Regions from separate parts of the Mus musculus genome. Here region 1 is linked to region 2. Evidence: chromatin loops called from intact Hi-C (ENCODE). Cell type or tissue: heart. All regions are shown on one strand. Links, peaks and the distances in the headings refer to the core of each region. The heading gives the core; the rest is flanking DNA.

The links. Peaks named below come from ENCODE experiments on the same cell type or tissue, not always from the same donor. Only the 100,000 strongest peaks of a DNase experiment are listed, where the experiment ranks them.
Region 1: a loop joins it to region 2, with 2.5 times the contacts of the local background. A loop is called at or near these places in 3 of 42 quality-filtered maps.

Annotation. Positions count from the first base shown.
Region 1 is chr5:66,891,562-66,899,898 of GRCm38, forward strand. All of the region lies in intron 3 of Limch1 (LIM and calponin homology domains 1), which reads left to right. It overlaps Gm52776 (a long non-coding RNA gene), which reads right to left and starts at 2,650. Exons shown (of 3, transcript XR_003955744.1): 1 at 2,423-2,650. It also overlaps the pseudogene Gm6517. In heart, for the core only: no CTCF peak of the experiment used is centred there; a DNase peak (open chromatin) is centred at 4,370; H3K27ac peaks cover 369 bases; H3K27me3 peaks cover 444 bases.
Region 2 is chr5:66,943,523-66,951,859 of GRCm38, forward strand. The region is part of intron 3 of Limch1 (LIM and calponin homology domains 1); the gene reads left to right. Among named protein-coding and RNA genes, the nearest start is that of Gm33040, 52 kb to the right of the region's middle. In heart, for the core only: no CTCF peak of the experiment used is centred there; DNase peaks (open chromatin) are centred at 199 and 4,609.

The DNA of each region.
Region 1 (8,337 bases), core at 332-8,331, 52 kb before region 2:
ACATATGATCTCGATTTGGGTTTTCTTGGTTTGGAAAGTGAATTAATTATCCACTGCTGTGTAACAAATGGCTGACCCAACTCAGTAGCTTAAAACCACATTGGTTATCACATAATTCCCATGGGTTAGGAACCTGATCGAGGCTTAGAGCAGTTGCTAGTTCAGAGTCTCTTTCATGAGGGAGGGGATGAAGAGAGGGAAGGAAGGAGAGAGAGGAGGAAGGAAGGAAAGAAGGAGAGAGGGGGAGGGAGAGAGAGGCAGAGAGGAAGGAGGTGGGGGAGGAAGGATGAGAGGGAACACAAATGCTTAAGGTGGAAGTTATTGTCTTTTATACCTTAATCTCTGAAGTGGTACTCTGTCACTTCTGCCGTACATGTAATTAAAAGCAAGACACTGAGTCAACCCCACACTCCAGGAAAGTATGTAAGGACTTGAAAACCAGGAGCGGTCCTTGGGAGCTGTGGGACTCTACCTGTCACAGAGGCTGACATTATTGTGCATACACTCTTTCTCCACTTGGCTTGGCTCACCCCTTCTTGACATCACTATGATGTGAAAGTGATGCCCTTTCAGTAGGATCTATTCTTTGATGATATTTTCCTGGGCTGCAGATGCACAGTATGGCTTTCTAAATCCTGACAGCAACAGGAGTCACAGCTTTCAGTCAGCCACAACATAAGTAAACATCATACTCACACACTACTGTGTGCCTTGTCCTCGGGTGTGCTGTTTGGTGAGGTAGATGTGTTCATTGGATTTTCAACTTATGATGTGTTTGTCAGGACTTATTCCCTTTGTAAGCTGAGGAACGTTTCTACTAACCTGTAAATATTCTTATTCTTCTGGAGACATGTACTGAGGTTTGATTTGTGGCTATGTATGCTATGAGTGAATTCTCAAGTATACCAGCTCTTGTGCAAACCTTGCTCCTTAATTTAAAACTATTGGTTAAAAAGAAAAATGATGACAGCCAATTACTGGAGGGAATGGAGGTAGGTGGATTTTCAGATACCTGGTTGGGGAGTCACAGGTAGAGGGGAGAGAAAGAGACCACAGGGAGAGAAGAGGAGGACGAAGAAGGCACCATGGAGTAGGTGGATTGTGAGCACCAGGCCACAAGGGCCAGCCAGTTAGAGTAGGATCAGCCCAGGTGTAACATGGCAAGTGATATCTTGGAAATATTGACAGAGAAATAGACAAAATATTATAGAGGGTTGATATCTGCCCAGCTCAAATGCTTTAAGGCTTATTGCAAATATAAAGGTTTTGCGTCTTTTATTTGGGAACTAAATGATCTAAGGTGGGGTAGAAAAATCCCCAAATAATATTTACCTCAAGAGACATGACCATAGTGTCATAGCACTTTAAAGATTACAGTTTTCTGGCACAGCTTCTTGTATGAGATCCAACTTAGTCCCTTGTTTTGTTTTTTGGTACTATTTCCTTGGCATGGGGGAGGGGGGAGAGGTGGTTCACATTGCACCAAGAAGAGATGGTTTGTTCTCTCTTGTCTTCCAAGAACAAATCTGCTTTTGCTATAAGTCATAACCCGTAAGTTTTAGAGGTCGTCCTCCCAGGAGGCAAAGAAACAAGTCTAACAGTGAGGAAGCTACAGAGAGCTAATGAAGTCTAATATGCGAGGATGACCAAGGAAGGTGACTTGAGATTAAGATCTGCTTTGGAAAGGTGAGGTGTGACCAGCGCTCCTATGAACACAAGACACATCAGAGTTGTAGAAAAGATCTTCTTGTTGGGAGTGTATAAGGTCAAGCCAGAAGAGCTTAGATGCTATCTGAGAGCAACCAGTGTTCCCATATGACTTATCTGGAGCTAAGGGTCTCTGAGAAAAGTCATTTTTTTGGACTTCATTGTTTTGGAATGAACCAGAAGGAGCACATTGAGACCAGAAATCCCATCTTGGTGGAGTTGGACCTACTGAAAGCAAAGGACTTCTGTGCTACAGATAACTCTGCATCTATGTGGGGCTCTCTAGCTTTCCATCACTGTGAATAAATATCAGAGACAAAAAACCTACAGGGAAAAAGGTTTTATTGTGGTTCAGTTTCATAGACTTCAGCCCAAGGTTGGATGGCTCCATTACTTGGGGCTTGATGGGGGCAGAGTTACAGAAGCCGGAGTGTGTGGCAGAAGAGACACCTATCTTCATGGCAGCAAAGAAGCAAACAGTCAGAGAAAAGACTGGTGAAAACATTTCCGTTAATGGCATGTCTATAGTAACCTGTCTCCTCCTCTTCTCGGCCTCACCTCTTAATAACCTATTCGGTGATGACTTCATCAAAGTATAAGGTAGTATTCTCATGATCTAATCACCTCCCAGGTTTCACCTCTTAGTACTACTTCGCTAGGGACCAAGCTTTGAACACATGAACTCTAGGGAGACAGTTCAGATTTAAGTACTTACAAGTGTAGGAAGCCAGCTATGGGAAGAAACCAAGCATCAGTTGATTAGGAGACGAGAAATCCCGATGAGAGTTGATACACACCTAAGCCTAGATGAAGGGCCAAGGGGAACAGACATGGGAAGACAGAATTTGTCTCCAAACACAGTAAGCCATCATTTTATGAGACATAGCATTCGTAAGGGTCTAGCTAATAAAAGCCACCTGCCAACTCAATTATGACACAATGGTAAGGCACCAGCAATGGAAAGACGCAACTTTATTTCAGATGTTAAAAATATGTACATGTTGGACTTGGTAAAAACACAATAAATAATGCTAGGAAGATGACATTTATGTTTGGGACCTGAGAAACTTGGAGCATGCTAATGTTCTTAATAGGAATCATGGGAACAGGGGATGAGAAGTGGCCTCCAAGAACAAATATCAATTCTGTTTTGGACACACCGACTTGGCTGTCTCTAAGAGACAGTCATGTGCAGATGTCTGGCAGGGTAAAGGACATGTTAGATTGAAACCTGGAGGGGGAACATGAGAAAAGTTTGACTCTGTTAGTGAATGAAAAATTCTGACATTAAATCTTCATGCTAAAGTGTGCACAAAAACCAAATTAATTTCCTTTCCTATAACCACAAAATTTGAATCCCTCCCTCTGATTGTAGTTTTTAATCCTTGGGTGCGCTTGACAAGTCCTGAAGGGACACAAGAAAAAGGAGAGAGAGAGACAAAAGGGACTTGAAGCCACTGGAGAAGTCATGAAGTGTTGGACTTAGCTTTGCTTGACAAGTCCTGAAGGGACACAAGAAAAAGGAGAGAGAGAGAGAGACAAAAGGGACTTGAAGCCACTGGAGAAGTCATGAAGTGTTGGACTTAGCTTTGAAAGCATGCCAGATGGAGACTTTGAAAGTCCTTCACCTAACTGGTTGACAGCTTGTTAGGTAGTACCCACCTGGCTGATGCTCTAAGGGCTGCTATCCCATGACTTTTACTGTTAGTGGAAGGCAAGTGTGTTGGTTTCTTCTACCACGATGACACGATGGGTAGCTTGAGCAATAGAAATGCATTTTCCCACAATTCTGAAGGGCCATGAGTGTCCAAGATCCAAGCTGGGATGAGGCCTGGTTTCTTCTGAATGGCCATCCTTTTGTACTTTTTTACATGCTTGTCTGTGTCAGCATTTCCACTTTTTAGGAGGACACCATCGCAGCTTGGCTTAGGGTCCAAGCAGAGGATTTCCTATGGCGTAATGACCTCTTTAAAGTCAAATACTGTCACATTCTGAGTTACAAGGAGTTGGTTAGGGGGACCTGATGGAGGATACAATTTAACCCATAACAGTGGATAAGCAGCCAAGCACCTAGATTCTTACTCATATGTATTAAGTGACTGGAGTCACTACCTGACGTCTGATAGTCTTTCTGTGCACTATAGATTATTTTCCTAACATGTTTCCATGATCGTTTTTGTGTCCCCACAAAGACAGGAGTTACATATAAAAGTTCTGTAAGTTTTTTTTAAATCTTCCCTTAGGTTTTTTTCTTCTTCCTGTTTCTGGGGTGGGGGTGGACCCAAATCTTTCTTTGAAGAAAGAGCTCAGTTGTTTTCCCTTATCGTTCCCTGGGCAGAGTTCAGCAGCCTGTGACATTACATCACTTCCTTGCTCTTCCCCTTTGGGAATAAAAGCTTCAAGTATGATCTGTGAGGGAAAACATACAAGAACAGGGACACATGTTTTGGTCTTTGTCTTACCTGTTTTTCATAGTCATGGCTTGCATAACGAAATTTCTGTGGAACTAATTCTTATACATGACTTTCCACTCAAGTTCATGGGGTTTCTACAGTTTAACAAGAACAAAAACACGTCCCAAACCACTTGAAGGCACGAGCAGTAGACCATGCTTGGCTGGGATAGCATTGCCCTTCCAGTGCGTCTTCCTCTGAGACTGTTTTCATAGGAAGTTTGTCTTGGCCGGCGTTTCAAAAGAATTGTTAGACACCTATCTGATCATTAAGTGGCTTCCTGCTAGAAGCTTGGTTCTACATTGATCTAAAAATGGAACATTAATTTCTCTCATTTTCGCCCTCTCAACAATGTATAATATGCAATAACCAAGTAAAGGCCTTGATATTTAACTTGTTCTTCCAGAGTTCAATTTTGCCTACCTTAAAGCAGTGGTTCTCAGCCTTCCTACTGCTGTGACTCTGATACACTTCCTCCTGCTGTGGTGACCCCTAAACCGTAACATTATTTTTGTTGCTTCTTCAGAACTATAAAACTATAACTTTGCTACTGTTATGGATTGTAATGTAAATATCTGATATGCAGGATATCTGATATGTGACCCCTGTAGAAAGGTTGTTTGACCCCTAGAGGGTTTCAACCCACAGGTTGAGAACCACTGCCTTAAGTCTTTTGTTCGACTTAAATATAGTTTTTAAAACTGTGATGACTAACAGGCATAGCAGCACAACCCTGTAGTCCTAGTTACCCAAGGAGAGGAGGCAGGAGGGTCACTTGAGGCTAGGAGTTCAAGACCAGCCTGGAAAGTATAGTCAGTCTTCCCCAGCCCCCATATAAAGTTAAAAGAAGGAGGAAGAGGAGGAGGAGGAGGAGGAGGAGGAGGAGGAGAAGGAGAAGAGAAGGAGAAGGAGAAGAAAGAAGAAGAAGAAGAAGAAGAAGAAGAAGAAGAAGAAGAAGAAGAAGAAGAAGAAGAAGAAGAAGAAGAAGAAGAAGAAGAGGAGGAGGAGGAGGAGGAGGAGGAGGAGGAGGAGGAGGAGGAGGAGGAGGAGGAGGAGGAGGAGAAGAAGAAGAAGAAGAAGAAGAAGAAGAAGAAGAAGAAGAAGAAGAAGAAGAAGAAGAAGAGAAGAAGAAGAAGAAGAAGAAGAAGAAGAAGAAGAAGAAGAAGAAGAAGAAGAAGAAGAAGAAGAAGAAGAAGAAGAAGAAGAAGAAGAAAACAAAAGCAGGGTGAGGGATACAATGTTGTAAAAATAGGACTTAACTTTAATGGTCCTCCTCACATAGCTAAGCATGAGGGAAAAAATAGCAAAGTCAAGTAGAAAAACAGTCTACAAGATTCCTGACAGTGTTCTTCACGACTGCCAAGGTCATTTTTTTTTTTAAAGCAAGTTTCAGAAACAAGGTAAGTCCTGACTTGCTGAAAGTGTAATGTGCTATCCTAGATGGTATCAAAGAGTTGAAACCCAGATTCTAGTTTCCAGCACTCGGCCAGAATCTCTTCCCCAGTTGCCATGGTGATCCTAGGCACTGAGATGTGAGATCTTAGCTGTACTGAACCTATTTTTCCTTTTGCAACTCTTCTGTATATTTTTTTTTAAAAACTCTCTCTAAATTATTTTATTTAAAAAGTAGGGTAAATGACAATAAATTTGATAATGATTAAGGAGGGTGCAAAGCAAGGAAAGAGTGGAAACACAGGAGTTATTAATAAGTGCTAAACGCCAGCCTACCATAGGATGTATTGGTGTCAATAAATGGCAGGATACCAGAGTCCGCCGGCCTATCAATCTAATAAACTTTTTATAAGTGATAGATTGGTCATAAACACTGTGTTTTATGGCACCTGAAAATTCCAAACAGTAAATCCACACACAGAATTTCAGTTCACATATTTCAGGACCCTGTTTTTAGAATCTGTACAAAGAAATATTTCATGGCCTTTATGGAGTTTTAATAAAAAACAACAGGTGGAAAATGGATTCTGCAGTAGCGAGAGCGACTATAACCATAAATACTGGTATCTCAGAATTACACCAGCAGAGACTGTAAACACATTAGTCATCCAACAGGGCTGGATTCCATTCTCAGATGTCACCTCAATTCCAGGCACAGAGATTGAATGCCACCATTTAAATTCAAAACACTGAATGGATATGATGATCTTTTATGTTCACGGGGATTCACGGAGAGCTTGTGATAGTTTCCTCGTCTATAAAATAAAAGCTGATAAATCTCATCTCAGCATTGTGGGACCAAGCAAGCTGACACACATTAAATGCCTAAGATGATGGCGGATGGTATGTTTCCAGTAAATCATAGCAGTGCTTCTTATTTCTTAAGCTTGTGTTTATTTTCATGGTTGCAGGATTAGGGGCCCTCTACCTGTTTAACAACACTATCGTTTTATAAATGGGGAAACTGAGGCTCAGAAGGTGATAACTGGCCCGGGACACTGCAGCTGGTTTGTCTCAGAGTTAGAACCTGAAGCCTAATGGCCAGTCACACTGATTTTAGTCCAGTTCCAGAATGGCTGACAATATTGCAAGCCTACTGTGTGCTACAGGCTGTCACCATGTTCTCTTTTTAGGATAGTATTTGGGCTTCTGGATCCCTGGGGGTGTTGCCTCCTCTTCCTTGGAGGGATCGGAATCCCCACCTCCTTTCCCAATAGGTGTGGCAATCAGCTCTCTCACACTTCATTCCCCTCCACATCAGCATTCCAGCTATTGCAGCCTGCCTGCTCTGCTCCAAGCAGGGCTCCATGGTAGTGAGGATCTTGCTGGGCAAGAGAATGTAGGAACATCTGGACTGCTGTGAGGGGCTCACAGGAGGGGAGCTGCACACCCCCCCACCTCCCTGTGTGGGTCTGCAGGAGCTCAGTACAGAGTGTGAGGACATGCTGGGGTGAGTAAATCTGTTATTGGAAAGTATCTATGATCAATGTCCAGGGGAGAAGGAAGGAGGCAATGTGGGGCAATGTGTAGACCCCAATACTGCACCATTTGGTGCCATGAGGGATGTGTCTACACATACAGGAGGTACCTCTCACCTGAGACCTCTCTCTCACTCTTCTGTTGTCTCAGCTGCCTTGCTATGCGTTGTAAAAAAAAAATCTCATTTTCTGGCAACAAAAAGAATTGAGGAGAAAAGTGGCCAGGGAGGAAAAAGCAGTGGCTCTGGATTCAAGGGCTGCATCCCTGACTGGTCCTTGACCATCAGTCACAATCTGTATTTATAGCAGGCATAGAAAGGACTGGAGGGTAACCCTGAGAGGTTTTCTAATAAAACCCCGTCAAAGCTGTCTGAACGCTGAACACTTCATGGCACTGGCTATCGAGGGAAGGAAATTTCTCTTCATCAAATTTATGGGGCTGGATTGAAAACCAAACTGAAACAGCTTCACGAATCACTGTGACAAAATGATTCATCTTCGAGGAGTTGGAAAAATCTATTTTTATCACCTTTATTCTGCCAACTCCTCATTTTTATTCTCTCCCTGAACTACTGTTATTTCCTTCGTGGTGCCAAGTTAAACCAAATATCTCCAGAGGCTATAACCGTCCTCACTGGATCCTTCCAGCCTGGCTGATTCAGCAGAGGGGGAAGAAGGGACTGTTGGTTCTGCACTGCATGAGTGGGGCTACCTGAAGTTGCTGCCTGGAACCTAGAGAGTCTGCCTATGGGTGTGAGCCGCTCTCAGCAACCTGCTTTCTCTGATGGTTTGTTGAGTGTTAGGGATGGCCATTACTCTTCCAGCTTACCCAGCTAAAGAAGGGATATGGATATCCACACCGCTCTTTCAGCCCTCCCTTTTAGTCGGGGAAGGAAGACATGCAAAGACATGCATTAGGACAGAAACAGACCCTGTGACTTCATGCTATACACTTCCCTGTGTTCCTTCGGGTCCCCAGTCATCCATCTCTCTAGCCTCTTGCATGTCCCCAGGATGGTTCTTTGAGAGTCCTAGGAAAAGCTAAAGGGAAGTTTCCTTGGGAAGAACATCAAAGAGAACCTGCTTTCCAGGTTGCCTTGAGTAGCATATTCATCAGCTTCTCCTTTTGATGATAAGATACATAGTAACTAGAGAAACAGCGGGAACAGAGCCATGTAGGTCCAATGCCAGCCTGAGCATTTTCAGCACCTGGTACATAGATATTCAGTAGATATTTGCTGAACAAA
Region 2 (8,337 bases), core at 110-8,109:
TTGCTCATCTCCCATCCAAGGTTTTTCTTTTCTTCCTTTTACTTCATCAAGCCATCCAGATGCCACCTTTCTGGTTCAATTCCCTAAAATCTCCCAGGTGTGACGGGTTGTGCTTTCCTCTCGGTGGAAGGACTGGTATCCTCATTAAGTGTTCCTGGCAAATAAAATGCATCGACAGTCTAGCGAGTGTTGGTTGTTGTTGGACCCCAGCCAATCCCAGGAGTTAGACTGGATCCTGTGCCGACTGGGTAGTAACTGAGAACACAGCAGATGCAGGAAACCCCCCGTGTTCTATTAATTATGGGATAAGTTCCTGGAGATGTTTTGGTAATATATTCCTTACGTTTTGAACTTTTTAATTGTGTTTCTGTTGAGTGGAGTTTGCTTCAGAGGTAGGAAATCTAACAACAAAAAAACCCTGGACATTTTAAAAAGGCTTTTATAAGTAGAGTAGAAAAGTCACATTAATCTTGGTTGTTGATTTTCCAACAAGATCTGGTCTTCTCTGATATACTTCCAAATCTTTTCGATCTATCCTATTGCTTTTTAAGGTTCTACAGCAAGCATGTTTTATAGACATTATATTCAAATGATAAATCCACCGCAGGCAATCGCAGTTTACATTCTGTAGTTTCCATCTTACAGAAACTGAAAGTCACAGAGATGTGCTTTTATGCATTGCATTTTAAAAACCTGGCCATAATGAGTTTGTCGGAAGCCTCAGTGTGTGCCACTTGCATTTTCCCTGAACTGCAAACCATGTTGATTTTTTTCTATTTGAGTACAAGATGAAACTAAGGAAAGTGGGTCTGCCCCACTGAAAGGGGTCCACTAATGGCTGGGTGCCTGAGTCATGACCAGGAAACCACTTGCCCCTTATGGTGGCTCAAGGAGACAGAGGAAGCTTCCTACAGCTCAGGGAAGTGACGAGCAAGTTTCTTGTTTGCCTTCTGAGCAAGGAAGAGAGCAGCAGGGGGTGCGGATGAGGCTGTGGACTGTGCCCCAGGGACTAAGTTGAGTACCCTGCTAGCCCCTCCATCCTGAAGCATTGCCAAGGGCAAAGCAAGCCTCTTCCTTGGACGGAGACCGATGGGATCTGTAATCCAACTGTTGTCAGCAGCAACAATGAACACTGGACATTTGTGTGTGCGTCTTCCCACTGCATGGTTTTGCTCCATCATGTAATTAATAGCCCAATACATACATTTTGGCTTGAGTAGGCTTTTCTAGACTGAATCAGGAAAGACGGCTCAAGAATTTATTTCTGTATAATAATTATAAGCGACGACTTACATACAGGCAACCACCACCTTGCATATGACCTTTGCATACATTAGCCTGCTCCTAAGTTCGAGGCTGCCTACATAAGTCAAGTTGATGACTAACCATGAGCACATAACAGCAGCAGGACTTTAATTTTTTTTAAATCTCTCGTGTGTAGGCTATACACAGTGCCTCTTTTCTTAGACCCATAAACTGTTTCTCATTCCATCTTTCCAGTCTTTCCTTGACTCGAGTGGACGAAAATGTCCTAATAATGCCTTCTCTTTACAGAGACCTCACTTCTCTGCAGGGAATACAGTCTAAGACCCCCAGAGGATGCTTGAAACCTCAGGTGATACCAAACCCTGTCCATTGCTAGCTAACCCTTGACCCAACACATGGAATCCTGGTTGAATCTGAACTGTCTTCCACAAGCTTATGCTTTGAGCTTAAATGGTGGTGCTGTTTCATGAGGCTGTGGACCCTTTGAAGGGTACCTCTATGATGTGTAGGTCGGTAGTAAGAGGCAGGACTTTGAAAGGTATGGGCCTGCCATTGATTGTCTGCTTCCTGGACCACTCTAATGCCAAGAGCTTCCAACTCATACTCCTGCCATCAGGAACCCCATGGCTTCTCTACCCTCATGTGTTGAGATCTCTGAAACCAGGAGTAAATCTCTCCTCCTTTACTTTGTCTATTAGGCATCCTCTCATAGTGATGCAAATGTCACTAGGCACATGTATACCAATGGTAAGTTTAGTATATAAAATAGTAAGATGTTAATAACAACTAATAGTAAGCGATTATGGTAATAAACTATAATGAAATTGTCAGTGCTGTTATGCTTGTGCTTTAAGGGCAATCGTTAATTAAGATGAGGATTACTTAAACTTGTGGTGGCTCTCCAACTGATCTGACAACCAAGATGGCTGCAGAGAGGACACTGGACAAAGGGATGACTCGCATGTTGGGCAGAACGGATTGGCATGGCATAACACTTTATCACATTATCTAGAACAGCATGCAAAGCAAGACGTATGAATGATTTACTTCTGGATTTTTTTATACTTCTAGACCATAGCTGCCTACGGGAATAATTGAAACCTTGGAGGGCAAACCTGAAGATAAGGGGGGGGGGGGGCTACTGTAATGACTGACTGGAAGATGCCAGACAGTTGGGCTCTGCTGCTTAATGTATGTTTCCTGTAATTATGATGTCCACATCTGCAAGGCTGATAGCATCGCCCACCTTACAGATTAGAGATGGGAAGATCAGAAAGGTTGAGAAGTCTAACCAAGAATACAGCCAGAATGCAAATGAGGCTGTGGTTTTAACTGAAGACACCAAAGCCATCATGCCATGTGCTTTAGTCTATGTTCCCTCACCATGGCTAATTTGATACAAGACCTCTCTCTCTCTCTCTCTCTCTCTCTCTCTCTCTATATATATATATATATATATATATATATATATGTATATATATATATATATATATGGTTTTAAAGTTTCTGTTTGATTGATTGATTGATCGGTTGTACGTATAGATAAGAGAACTTGTAGGAGTCTGATCTCCCCTTCCACTACACAGGTCCCTGGAATCAAGTCAGGCCAAGGTCATCACGCCTGGCAGCAAGAGCCTTTACCCTCTCTGCTAGCTTTCCCCTCTTTATATGGATTTTGAAAAAAATCTAAATATGTAAGGGATCATGAAGATTAAGGAATATTTTGTTTTATTCACCATTAAAAATATCTAGAAAGCTACTTAGCACATTACATTTAAATATTTAAATGAATGTATATTACCTGCAACAGACAACTACACTTTGGGATTTGGGGTTATCCTGAGCTGGGCCATCTTAGAGAGGGAAGAGAAGGGATAGAGCTCTAAAATCTTCAGAACAAGAGTTACCAGGAAGGTGTAAGGCCGGGTCTCCAGTAGCGCCCTGGAAAACATTTCCAGCCACTGGACAGGCTCACACATCAGTGGGATGGGAGCACTCCGAGGCCTAACCAAGAAGTGACTGCATGGTAGTTATATAAACAGTGGCTCAAAGCCATGTGTTAATACTAGCCTGGTGAAAGTGGGCTCTTTGGGGAAGTCTCTCTTAACTGAGACTCTTATGTCCTTTACAGTCTGTCAGAGTTATTCTGTCAGTAGCACCTGGTTGTGCTCCCGTGGCTTTTCAGTCATCCACTCAGAGGTAACAGCCTCTCTCCATCAAATTTTGCAAAGTTGATTCTGTCAACAGAGTCCCGACCTTTCTTGACTGAATCTACTTTTATAAACCTGAAAGCTTTCCCCACATTATCTCCTAGTTTTAAAAAACTCCAAGAAAACATGTTAGAATATTAAGTGGATAACTGAATATTCTTCAACTGGGACATGGTGAGCTAAATATCACTTGTAGGCCAAATCCAGCCCAGAGTCTGCCTGTGTAAGTGTCATGTATTGGAAGACAGACATGTGCTTTCACGTGTGGACTTCCCAGTTACAACAACAGTACTGAATTAGCTCTTAAGAGTCTACCATATGACCCACAAGGCCAAGGAAATTTACCATCTGACCCTTTACAAAAAGCGTTTTCTGACCCCATCTATACTCACCAATTCTTAATAATTTGCTATTTAAATTATTCCTCTCTCTAAACACAGAAAAACATTCATGGTCTCCCCACCCATCCCTCCTCTCCATTCCTGTTTTATGCCCTCGTGACCTTCCTCTTTTACATGTGAAAATAAATGCGTGCACACAGACGTACACATGCAATTTTATTTGAGCCACTTAGAAGTGGTGTTATAGGAAACCTTAATAATACACCCTAAACAACCCCAATGTATACTTAAAAATAAGGCATGCACTCACTAATTAAATTTCACTGCATAGCCTTATTTGATTTTCCTTCTAGAGTCTGAAATTCAATTAAGGCTCATGTACGATTTGGGGGAAGCATATATCTTTGCTTACCAGAGTTTTTTCATAACAATGAATTTTTTCAAGTCCCTAAAAAACAACCCCAAAGATTACCAAGTCTTGGTGGAATCATTAGCTCTGTGTAAGTGAGACTTACATATAAAAGTCATTGTAGTAAACTGTGTCTCTCATTTCTCCTATGGGATCGAGACAGTTATGTGGTTTCGTTCTGAACTTGAGCTTCTAAGATGTGGCCTTTACTTGAAACTGTAACGTGGAGACATCTCAGTGTGTAGGAGAGGCGGATGAGAAAGGACGGGATGCCTCCTGTGTAATTAAGAACATGGTCCTTCCTGCCTGCTCCTGTGGCTGGCCTCTGTTAGTTCTTGGCTGGGTGGCTCTTCCTTCTGGCTTTGTGTCTGACTGGGGCTTGGCTCTTCTCCAGCATCATTAGGTTACAGCAAGGAGTTGGAAACAGACCTGCAGTTATTTAAATCTTCCAGCCCAAGTTGTTCCTGCTGGCTGCCATACAGAGCTTGTATGTTTGCAGGCCGTGTGCTGAATAGTGCGCTGTGTTCCAGGGAGCATGTGTGCATCTGGGAACTTGCATCGAGAGAACACCTTCTTGTTTGTGCTTGAGATCCAGGATGCCACAGTCCTAGGGGACTGCGTGCTGGTCAGAGGCCTGTCCTTTATTGTGGTCACTGATGATCTGTAGAGATTGCCGGCTCACTTTCTTACTTTCCTGAGAGGCACTCTCTTCAAGCCAAAAGTCACTCGGATGCTCATTGGAGCCCAGCTGGCATCTGTACTAGTCATTGCCTTGTTTGCAGTTGCCTTCTCCAGTAAAGAGTATGTTTACTCCTCTGAGATGTGGACTCAAAAAGCAGGGGTATGCCTTATTTTGGACATGGCTGCCTCGGAGCCAGTGGTGTCTTCAAGAGTTTCAGAGCCAAAAAAGAATGGGAGAGAGACAGAAGGAGACAGGACAGAGAGAGGGGGAAGAAAGGGAAGGACAGATGAAGGGAAAAGGAAGGAAGGGAGAGAGGGATGGAGGGAGGGAGGGAGAGAGGGAGGGAGGGAGGGAGGGAGGGAGGGAGGGAGGGAGGGAGGGAGGGAGGATGGAGAAACATACTTGTGTTCTGGTGAGAGGCAAAGCAGGAAAGAGAAAAATGGAGAGGAGGAGGGAGGTATGGAGGGAAAGAGGGAGAGATGGAAAGGAAAGGGGATTTCAGGATGGATGAATAGGCATAAACAACTAGAAACCAGAGAGGTGGAAAAAGAATTGCTACTCAGGGGCTTAGAGTTTGTTCCTCTGGAGAGACCCCATTTCCATGTTTGTGCTGAGTTAGCTGGGCCCTGGTCCTAGCTGGTTGACTCTGTGTGATGCATAGGTGCTCTGTGCCTCCTCCACTGCTCATCTGGGAAATGGAGACAGTAGTGCCCAATTCATAGGGTTATTTGGATGGTAAAGGATATGTCCCGCTGCTTAGAGCAGGAGCAGCTGGGGTAAATGCTCAGCTACAGAGGCTACAAATGTGCCATCCACGTTACGCATGCCTCAGGAAACCCACCAGACCAGTCTTCTCCTTGCTAAAGCAGTCACTGATCTGGAACCTGCTCTCTTGACTTGAGTAATTAAAATTTGAAAGTCGAAGCCAGTGTTAGAAGAATTCACGGGTGTGTTTCGAGTGTCAAGTTGACGAAGTACTTTCCCAGTTTTCAGACAGACTCTAGCAACTTTTATGTAATGAATGCTAGGGCTAGTGATCCCTTTAATTATCTCTCCGTGCTTTTCTAACAATCATTTATGTAAATGCACCAATTAAGAACTCTCATTCACCATGCCTCTCTGACTAGCTCTCCCACTACAGTGGCAACCCCCCAAGTCCTAGTACATCTGTTGTCAACCTTCCTGACAGTTTTTCATGTTGTGGTGACCCCCCCCCCCACCATAAAGTTATTTTCACTGTTTTGTGCTATTATGAATTGTAATGTACAAGTTTTGGGAGACGGAGTTTTGCCAAAGGGGTCATGACCCACAGATCGAGAACCTCTCTTCTAGGGAGAAGGCGTCAGAGTTTTGCTTTCTGAGAAGCCCGGTGGTCCAATTTGAGGAAAGGTACATGTTCTGAGACTGGGAGAGATCTGAAAGAAAGCAAATGGGCTGGTGTGTTGATGAACTCAAGTACATTGAGAAATAGAAATGCTGGTGAGGACAGACAGACTGACAGACAGACAGACAGACAGACAGACAGACAGACACACACACACACACACACACACACTAGCTGAAAAAGGAATTGAAAAGGAATCCAAAATGATTTACTTTGCAAATGAAAATTGAAATCTTAAGGCAAAGTAACTTTATTAAAAGAAAAGATGTAATTAAAGTCATTCCCTGGCTACTCATGGTAACTCATGCTTGTAATATCATCACTTGGGAGGCCAAGGCAGGAGGATTACCAAGGCTGGGGTGGCCTACATATGGAGTTCAAGACTAGATTGGGTCATAGAAGAAGACCCTATCCCAACATACAAAAGGAAAGTAATTGGCCAATTAATTTAATAACAGAATGGTCCAAGTATACATTGAAAAATCTGGGTCCTTTGAAAGGGACTTGATGTATTTCTTACCACTTTATCCTTCCCTTGATTTATTTATTCCAGGACAAAATTTTGTAGTGAAAAATATATCGTTGAGAAAATAAAAACTCAGGAGTTAGGTATGAGCTACTAAATTTAATTATTTAAACAACGTGGAAAGTGACTAAAGAAGAGAATGCCCAGGAACATCAGATACGGGACAGCATCAGATCAGTTGTGGCAAGTGCACAGTTGTCCAAAAGAGGCCATGTGCAGAGTGGTGCAGGGCCTGTGAATGGTGGCACTTCCTGCCTCCACAAGAAGCCCAGAGCCTCATCTAAGATGGAAACCACACTGGGATGAAGGTGTCTCCACTTTAGAAGGGGCTGCCCTGTCTCCCCACTGGTCTCCCATCTTTTCTGCATACTGTTGACTTCCTTCTAGCCCTGCTCCCAACTGTCTTCTTCCAGTTGCCAGTTGGGTACTCAGCTCTCAGACATCCAGCCACTGACTCCTGCAGCCTGTTAGCTCCATCTGTAAGACCCTCTGAGATCAGTTCACTCCCCACAGCTCCAGCTGTCCTGTGGTACTGACCTTAGACTCATCAGACATACCCCACTGTTTTGCAACCTGTGTCTCTTGCTGATTGCAATTTTGAACCATTGCATTATTGTTCTAGGCTGCAGATCACTCATCTGTCACTCAAGGATAAGGAGCATGGGAATTAAATAAATTAATGTAATAAATGCAGCCTTGGAATGATGTTGGTCCCATAGTATGGGCTATAGAAAGGTCAACAACTATCTATAATTGCTCTTTAGGGCCCAAGCATGTTAAATTTTTAGTGTCACATCAAAAATTACCATTAACTAACATCTCACAGCAATACCCATTTATTACCTCACATTGTCTATGGATTAGATGTCCAGATAGGATGATACTGGGATTTTTGCTCAAAATATCACAGTACTGAAATCAAGATGCTGGTAGGGCTGAGACTCTGTGCATTTTTCAAGCCTATCCTAAGCTCATGGCAGTTAACAGAATTCGAGCTTTGGTAGCTGTTGTGTTCGGGGCCAAGCAGGAACTCTTGTGTCTCCTTCTGTTTAAAAGATCCCTACGTGTATCATTGCCAATCAGATAATCTTTCTCTCAGCTAACTTAGAGGCGATTGTTTAATGCCATAACCTTATCAGGACTGTGGGTTTTCACTTGTTCTCAAGGGGAGATTACTTAGGGTGTACATCTGGAGATGAGATTCTCAGGGGCCCGAGAGTCCTGCCTACACCTTGGGTAATTAAAAATCTCATTTTTGCCATTCTCTTTGAATACCTGGAGTGAACCTGGCAATCACCACACTGAGTTCAGGTATTTAGTTTCTTTCAGCATCCAGAGGTTTTTGTATTGGTGTGATTCCTGAAACTAACACTCCTTCTTGTCCTATTGGTTTTTTGTTGTTTTTGGTGTTTTGTTTTGTTTTGTTTTGTTTTGTTTTGTTTTGTTTCCAAACTGATGGAGTCAATCAGTGCCTTTGGAAGTTGCTCGAGAGGAGGACCGTTAGGGATTTGCAGCAATA